Regions from separate parts of the Homo sapiens genome. Here region 2 is linked to region 1. Evidence: read pairs that join two places in POLR2A ChIA-PET (ENCODE). Cell type or tissue: Panc1. All regions are shown on one strand. Each heading gives the region's core, and the rest is flanking DNA. Links, peaks and the distances in the headings are about the cores only.

Region 1 (4,235 bases), core at 236-4,235:
GACAAACTGATTTTTAAGTTTATATGGAGAGGCAAGAGACCCAGAATAGCCAACACGATATTGAAGAAGAACAAAGTTGGAAGACAGACACTACTGGATCTCAAGACATATAAAAAGCTACAGTAATCAGGACAGTGTGGTATTGACTAAAGGATGTACAAATGAATCAATGGAACATTATAAAGAAACCAGAATTAGACTCAAATAAATACAGTCAACTGATCTTTGACAAAGGAGCAAAGGCAACAAAATGAAGCGAAGACAGTCTTTTCAACAAATGTTGCTGCAACAACTGCATATCTACATGCAAAAACAACAAATAATCTAGACAAACCTTATACCCTTTACAAAATTAACTCAAAACTCACTGACCTAAATGAATCACCGACCTAAAAAAACCCACAAAACTATAAAACTCCTAATAGATAGCATAGCAGAAAACCTAGGTGATCATTTTTTAAAAGCACCACCAAAGGCATGATCCATGAAAAACAATTGATAAGCTGGACTTCATTATCACTAAAAATTTCTGCTCTGCAAAAGACACTGTTGAGAATAAGAAGACAAGCCACAGAGAAAATATTTGCCAAAGTAATATCAGATAAAAAATTGTTCTTCAAAATAAACAAAGAACTCTCAAAACTGAACAATAAAAACACAAATGACCCAACTAAAAAGTGGGCCAAAGACTCTGACACCTCACCAAATATGATACACATGACAAATACGCATATGAACAATGCTCAACATCATATGTCATCAAATAAATACAAATTAAATCAACACTGAGATACCACTACACACCTATTAGAATGGCCAACATCCAGAACACTGACACACCAAATGCTGGTGAGGATGTGAAGCAACAGAAACTCTCATTCATTGCTGGTGGGAATGCAAAATGGTATACCTATTTTGGAGGACCGTTTGGCCGTTTCTTACAAAACTGACCATACTTTTGCCCGTGCAATTCAGCAATCTTTCTCCTTGGTATTTACCCAAAGGAATTGAAAATTTTTGTACACATAAAAACCTGCACAGAGGAACAGAAAACCAAACACCGCATGTTCTCACTTATAAGTGAGAGCTGAATAATCAGAACACGGGGAGGGGAACCACACCGGGACCTGTAGGGAGATGGGGAGTGGGGAGGGAGAACATTAGGAAAAATAGCTAATGCATGCTGGGTTTAATACCTAGGTCAAGGGTTGATAGGTACAGCAAACCACCATGGCATACGTTTACCTTTGTAACAAACCTGCACATCCTGCACATGTACCCCAGAACTTAAAATAAAATTAAAAAAAACCCTACACAGAGATGTTTATTACAGCTTAATCATAATTGCCAAAACTTGGAAGCAAACAAGATGTCTTTCAGTAGGTGAGTGAATAAATACATCACAGTACATCCAGAAAAAAAAAAAAAATCAGTGTTAAAGAGAAAGAAGCTGTCAAGCCATGAAAAGATATGGAGAAAACTTAAATGCATATTACTAAGTGAAAGAAGCCAATCTGAAAAGAATACTGTATGGTTCCAACTATATGATGTTCTGGAAAAGGCAAAAGCATGGAGGCAGTAAAAAGATAATTGGATGCCAGGGATTGGGCAGGGATTAGAGGAGAGGAAGGCATGAATAGACAGAGGATAGAGGATTTTAGGGCAGTGAAATTACTCTGCATGATACTGTAATGGTGGATACACATCACTGTAAATTTATCAATCCTATAGAATGAATGTACAACACCAAGTGTGAACTCTAACGTAAACTAGGGACTGTGGGTTATAATGATGTGTCACTGTAGGTTCATCAGTTGTAACCAATGTACCACTCTGGTGGGAGATGTTAATAATGTGGGAGGCTATGTATGTGTGGGGCAGGGAGCTATTGGAAATTTTTGTACCTTTCTCTCAATTTTGCTGTGAACCTAAAACTACACTTAGTCTACTTTAAAAAATTAAAGGCATGCCAAAGCCAGGTTATGAAATCGTGGTATACATTTAACAAAGTTATGCTTTAAACATTTATAATACATTTTTAAATTCACAAGACAAAGGATTTATTTTAAAAGTCAATACTGGGGTTCTAGTAACGAGACATAAAGTTGAATGAACAGTGCCTTATTTTTTCAATCATATTACTGCATTTCTAACTACGTATAACTTCATTTGCAGATTATAGTCCAAATGAGAATCTTCCTCAGTGTGAAGCCTGTATTAGTTTCCTCTTGCTGCTATAATAAATTACCACAGATTTAGCAGCTTAAAACAACTCAAGTATGTTATCTTACAGTTCTGGATATCAGAAATCTGAAAATGGGGTGGCAGGGCTATATTATTCTGCAGGCTCTAAGAGAAAAACCTGTTTCCTTGCCTTTTCCAGCTTTTAGAGGTTGCCTACATTCCCACCCCTCTGCACTCTGATGGCTGCTTCCATCCTCATACCTCCTTCTCTAACTCTGACCTCTCTCCTATAAGGATGCCAGAGATTACACAGGGCCCACCTGGATAATCCAGGCTACTCCCCTCCATCTTGAGATCCTTCACTTAATCACATCTGCAATGTCTCTTTAGCAGTGTAAGGTAACATATTCATAGCTTCTGGAGATAAGAGCATGGGCATCTTTGGGGAGTCATTATTTTGCCTACTTGGAAGCTCAAAATGGAAACCACTCCAGGAACTTCCAACTCTGCATGCTCTGCCTCATGATTCAGTTGGGGTTTATTTTTTCTAAACTCTTCAAGTGATATCTTAGAATTGTTATTACCAATGGGTCCCAGAGGAGTTCACTTTTCAGGGTATGTACTTTCACATGCCTGATGCAGAGAAGATATTCTCATATTGTGGCTGCTATAACTTGGTATTAAGTAACAAGGAAGCTACATCTGTTACCCCAAAGTATGCAAAACATGGAACTAATTATATTTATATAAAAAGGACAGAGAGAAAAATGTTGCTTCATACTACGTATATGAATGAATACTTTAATGTGCCCTTTTTTCTCTACAAGTTGGTCTGCTAGACATTGTTAATATACAGTATATAAGATCTAAGGATCTAAGGATTCATGGAAGATCTAAATTGATATATCTGCTCTAAGAACAAAACTAAGATTCTAGTTAAAATTTGTCAATGTTTAATTATATAAAATTATTCTATAGCAATTAGTATAACAAGAGCTTTATTACTCTACTTTTCTTCACTCAAGATTAAGTAAAGGAAGAATACCTTTATAACAACTCCACCTTTAGATTAAAAAGGGAGGTTTAAAGATCAATATTAATAGAAATACTAATTCGATTTGCCTTCCTGCTCTCATAGATAGACTCATTTATTTATCCACCCAGTTAGTCAACAGATATTTAAATGCTTGATACAGGTGTGGTAGTGGCGCTATGAAGTCAAGTATTGTGCCAAACTTGTTTAATATAGTTGCTGCCTGGGCATCCATTTTTAGGCCTGATATAAGCTGTTTGAAACCCAGTTGTATCACGTCACCTGTGGCCTACTTAAAACTTCCCCTCCCTGTGATATAGAACACTTATTCCTCATTCCATGACCAAAAACCCAACAGCTGCTAACCATGATAAAACCCAATGGTCAACACCAGAGTCAAGTTCTCCCTTTGCTGGTGTTTTCTTTAAACTAGTCAATCCACAACCCCCTCTGGAAAGCCTAAGGGATAAAGCCTTTGGACCTTAACACAGCCCCACAGGTCCTCTCTCTTGCACCCCACCTGCTGGTTGGGAGTCCTGTTATCTCCAGACTTCCATCAGGCTTATTCTCTGGTGAATCTGTAAGTAATAAAATGCGCCTGTTATTTCACATGTTTTGTGTGCTGCCTCCTCTGGCGTCTCACCTGCACACCAGAACCTAGCTTTCCTCTCTGGGCCAGGGCTCTCCTGAAGAGTGGCTGTTCTGGCTTATGGCCACTCGTAAGAGAGAGACCTCGAGATCAAATTAGAAAGGAACGATAGCAATAAAAATTACAAGGAAGTATATTATGGCACCCACTTTTCAGTTAAGAAACCAACTAGCACAGGACCTAAATGCTAATTATAATAAAAGTAACAAAAGTGAAAGAATGCCTTCAATAAGACTAAACAAAAAGGAAAAGCAGAAAACATATTTTTATATGCTCTCAAGAAAACAGGTAAAAATAAAAATTGTAATACTACAACTAGATAACATTTCCAGTGTTTAAAAAGATTATTTTTTATTAATCATAAGCCAC
Region 2 (4,544 bases), core at 333-4,332, 57 kb after region 1:
CTACCCCCTATTCTGTCCTTCCAAGTGAGCTAGTCACGCTAATACTGCCTGCTATCTGCCATCTTGGGGGCAAAAAAAAGATCATACTTATTTTGTTCTGCTTTAGTTTTGCTTATTAGATATCACTACCTGATATATCTTTTTTGGTGTGTATCTTTCCTATTAAAACCTCAGTTCTGTGAGGGCAGGTGAAGGAAGAGAAAGACCGTCTCATATTATTTTATACTGTTTTATACTCAGTACCTGTTTTAAGAAAAAACAACAAGGAAGTAAAACCAAAGACAGGCAGCCTGGTGCCAGGCCCGAAACCAGGCCTGGGCCTGCCTGGCTTAAACCCAGTAGTTAAAAATCAACTCATAACTTAGAAACCAATGTTATTCATAGATTCCAGACATTGTATAGAAGAACATTGTGAAACTCCCTGCCCTGTTCTGTTTCTCTCTGACCACCAGTGCATGCAGCCCCTGTCATGTACCCCCTGCTTGCTCAAATCAGTCACGACCCTTTCATGTGAAATCTTTAGTGTTGGGAGCCCTTAAAATGAACAGAAATTGTGCACTCGGGGAGCTCAGATTTTAAGGCAGTAGCTTGCCGATGCTCCCAGCTGAATAAAGCCCTTCCTTCTACAACTTGGTGTCTGAGAGGTTTTGTCTGTGGCTCTTCCTGCTACACAGGGACTTTGTCTTGTTCAGTCTCATTTCTAGCACCTAGAAGAGTTTATGGCATGGATTAGGTTCTTAAATATTGCTGGATGAATTTCATGTGTATACATATATGTAGACACATATTTTATATGTTAACACTAATGCCAGTTATATAAACAGATTTGATGTGAGTTATATATGTGCATATATTAAGTACATACACATTAATGAAATCCCCTTAAATCTCTAAGAAATTCATCTGAAAAATTATTGGAAGTATGGGCAAAGATCCGTGTGTAAGGTTGGTGATTTGCAGCATTTTTATAAGTGTGGTCATTTTTACTGAACCTTTATTTCTAGAGATCAATAAAATTGTGACATTTATTAATAGAAGCTTTAAAGGGTCACTAAAAATTATTTTTGCAGAATTTGATCATGAAATTGTTGATGTTAGAGTGTTACTGAGAAACTAATATATAAAGTTGTAATAACAACTATATAAAATCTATATATGCCTGTTTGTAAGTGTAAGTGCACACACAAAATCAGAAAGGTTGATGGCACTTGTGAAAACCAAAATGCTACTAGTGCCAATGTCTGGATTGATAATTTAAAAGTCAAAATCTATTGTATTTTACTTAAGATACATAAATTCGTATGTGTTTGTTTTCAAAGAATCTTGGGCTTTTCCATGTAACTAGGTATTTGTTCAGTTTTATTTTATTAAGATTGGAGACGAAAACTATTTCATCCTTGAGAATTTTTACTGACACATTAGGAGTTTGCTAAAGGAAAATATTTCTAAAGAAAATAACAAAAGAATAATACAAATTTCAAGAGTGGAAACTATGCGATCTTCAGGAACATGAAGAAAAGCCCACGGATTGGTCCAGTGGATTCTTATTGAATCTTCAAATGTGAAATTCTTTTCTGTGCAATTTGAGGAAAAATAATAAATTATTATACAAAGAAGCTTTTTAAAATTCATTTCCTGTGAAAATTGGTGTTATGCTCACAGATGGTATTCTGAATTTTATTGTTCAGAGACCTGGCCTTGATTCTAACACAAGGTTTTTGTACATAGAGAATTTTAGAAGGTAATTTGTCAATTAGGTTTGAATGAAAATTCATGAAAGATACAGCAGGATTCAGCCAGTGACAGAATCAGTCTCTGGGGTGTTAATTATGTACCTTTTGCTTTGATTTCTTAGACTTGACGATGGAGACATGTAATATTTAAGTGTTAATCTTATAATGGAGATTGAGAAGGTGTATTTTTTAAGTGCCTGTTTAACTTAATTGAAACAACCCCTCCCCGCATTTTTAAAGATTCCCGTCGCTTATCTGTGGGTAGCTGAATATAATAGCTATAAAATTAAAGAAATATGACAGGAATTCCCATTCATAATTCATAGCCTGCCTGTACCCCACATGCTAGAATAAATAAGACTTGTATCTCGTACTGTCAACAAGTTTGGGCTTTAAATACTGAGTTAACAGGAACAAGTCAAAAAGATGAAATTTTATGAAGTGTCTTTTCTTTATATTCACCAATGTACCCCACATGCTAGAATAAATAAGACTTGTATCTCGTACTGTCAACAAGTTTGGGTTTTAAATACTGAGTTAACAGGAACAAGTCAAAAAGATGAAATTTTATGAAGTGTCTTTTCTTTATATTCACCAAGCATTACAACTCTCAGAAGTTTTATTTCAGTTTTTACAGTGTAGTTCCCCATTTCTTCTCCTTTCCTGCCTTCCTCCCTGGCTGTTTTTGCTTAGTTGTTCGGTTGTGCCTGGATTGGATTTGCAGATAAGGAAGAGCCTCAGGGGAAACCTCATGTCACATTGAGTTTTAGGATAGGGGGCACAGTGGGCACAGGGAGCAAGGGGTATAGTAGAAAGAGATAAGAAGGCATAAGTTTTTTTTTTAAATTTTGACAAATGGAGATTTGAGGAAAGGGGCAAGGAATGAAAAGATCCTCAGGAGGGTGAGTGAAAGAACATATGAAGAAAAATGATTTATAAAGAGAAATGAGTAGGGATTTAAAGATGAAGCTTTGAGTCAGAAAGAGCTGACTTGTTACTTTAGTGAAAGTATTTGCAAACCATTGTTTCTTACACAAGTCAGTTGCAAACCACAGTACCAAAGTGGCACATCGCAGTTATTAATGAAAACATGATCTATATGTTTATGGTATTTCATCAGAGGAAGTAAATTGACAATCTTGGTGATGGACTTGGAAAGTGTTTATCTCTTCACGGTCATGCGTCTTCCTATTTGTCATATTTCCCATGTTTTTTTTTTTTTATTTTTCTCCCTCTTGCCTTTTTTTTTTTAATTCTCTCAATTATTCTACTAGGTAGGTTCATATAGTCATGTCATTTTCTTTGGTTCCATTTTGGAAAAATTATGAAGAGCTGTAGAAAAAATGATCTGGTGACTTGGCTGGGATCTTCTTTGAGTATACTCTTTGCTATCCCCAGAAATTTCATTCTCAACCATTAGCCTAAAAGCATAAATTACTTTTATCTGTTTTCAGTTCATATGTATGGCAGTTTAGAAGTGATTCTAGTTCTGTAAGTTTCTGTGAGTTTCTATAAGACTAATAAATATAGTTATATAAGGTTAGCAGTGGTTATAGTTTCAGCCACATCTTCTGTAGCTTTTAATGATCTTTAATTTTCTAGCTTTTGTCAATTTGATGGCTGTATATTGATTTGTGTTTTAATTGAACTACATTGCTAGTGAGGATGCAGCTTTGTATGTTTGTTCATGTTTGTGTTACTTATTGCTATGGTCTGAACGTCTGTGTTTCCCCTAAAATTCCTGTTGAAACCTAACCACCAAGGTGATAGTATTGAGAGGTGGCACCTTTGGGAGGTGATTAGATCATGACGGCTCTGCCTTTATGAATGAGATTAGTACACTTAGAAAAGAGGCCTGAGGGAGCTTGTTTGCCCCTTCTGCCAAGTGATGATGCAACAAGAAGGTGCTATCTATCAGGAATGGGTCCTCATCAAACACAGGGTCTGAAGCCTTGATCTTGGACTTCCCAGCCTCTCGAATTATGAGCAATAAATTCTTTTTATAAACTATGCAGTCTGAGATATTTTGTTTTAGCAGTCTAAGTGGAGTAAAGCACTTACTAACATTTCAATATGCTTTAATGTTTTTTGTCCACTGTCTTCTGGGTGTCTTATCTTTTTCTTGTTGATGTGGTAGGGTTTTGTATACATCCTAGGTACAATTTTTTTCTTGGTCTTACACATTACAAATATATTTGAATCTGTTTGTCAGTGTTGTCTTTAATACATTAATATATTACTTTGTGGCCAAATCTTGAGTTGAAGGTCTTGTTTAAGTTCTTGTCCGTATCATGGTTGTATTTTATTCTATTTTCCATTTCACACTTAGGCCTCAAGTTTGTTTGGAGGTCATTTAAAATATTCTCTGATACAGGGCACCTGCCTTTTTCATCTTTATAAAGAGAGATTTTTCAACATCATTTATAAAATCATCCATTTTTTTGACTAATTTGTGCCTCTATTATGTTGCTTTATGTAGATTTATTTCTGGGTTCATTATTCACTGTCTCCTGTGATACTACCACATTGTTTCATTTTCTGTTAATTACTTTCAAGATTATCGTTTCAGCACAGGTTCCCTAGCAAATAGAGCCTTAGGCAAGGCTTAAGTACTGATGTAAGATGATGATTACAAATCTGGCCATTATTTCACAAACACAGCTGGTCACTTCATCACATGGGGACATATCCAGACAGGCTTATCCAAAAATGTTGTATTGTTACCTCCAATGTCCTGTTCTAAGACTGAGAGTTCATCTGACATCTCCCTCTGTGTTAGCATTTCTCCCAGAGGCAGTGAACTCCTAGCTC

The links. Peaks named below come from ENCODE experiments on the same cell type or tissue, not always from the same donor. Only the 100,000 strongest peaks of a DNase experiment are listed, where the experiment ranks them.
Region 2: POLR2A ChIA-PET joins it to region 1 with 5 read pairs; 2 of 35 experiments call an interaction of 5 or more read pairs at or near these places.

Annotation. Positions count from the first base shown.
Region 1 is chr7:16,422,540-16,426,774 of GRCh38, reverse strand. It overlaps LOC105375168 (a long non-coding RNA gene), which reads right to left. Exons shown (of 5, transcript XR_007060223.1): 2 at 3,738-3,795. Among named protein-coding and RNA genes, the nearest start is that of CRPPA, 3.1 kb to the right of the region's middle. In Panc1, for the core only: CTCF peaks have their summits at 3,568 and 3,768; no DNase peak of the experiment used is centred there.
Region 2 is chr7:16,365,207-16,369,750 of GRCh38, reverse strand. The region is part of intron 3 of CRPPA (CDP-L-ribitol pyrophosphorylase A); the gene reads left to right. Among named protein-coding and RNA genes, the nearest start is that of CRPPA, 54 kb to the left of the region's middle. In Panc1, for the core only: no CTCF peak of the experiment used is centred there; no DNase peak of the experiment used is centred there; H3K27ac peaks cover 549 bases.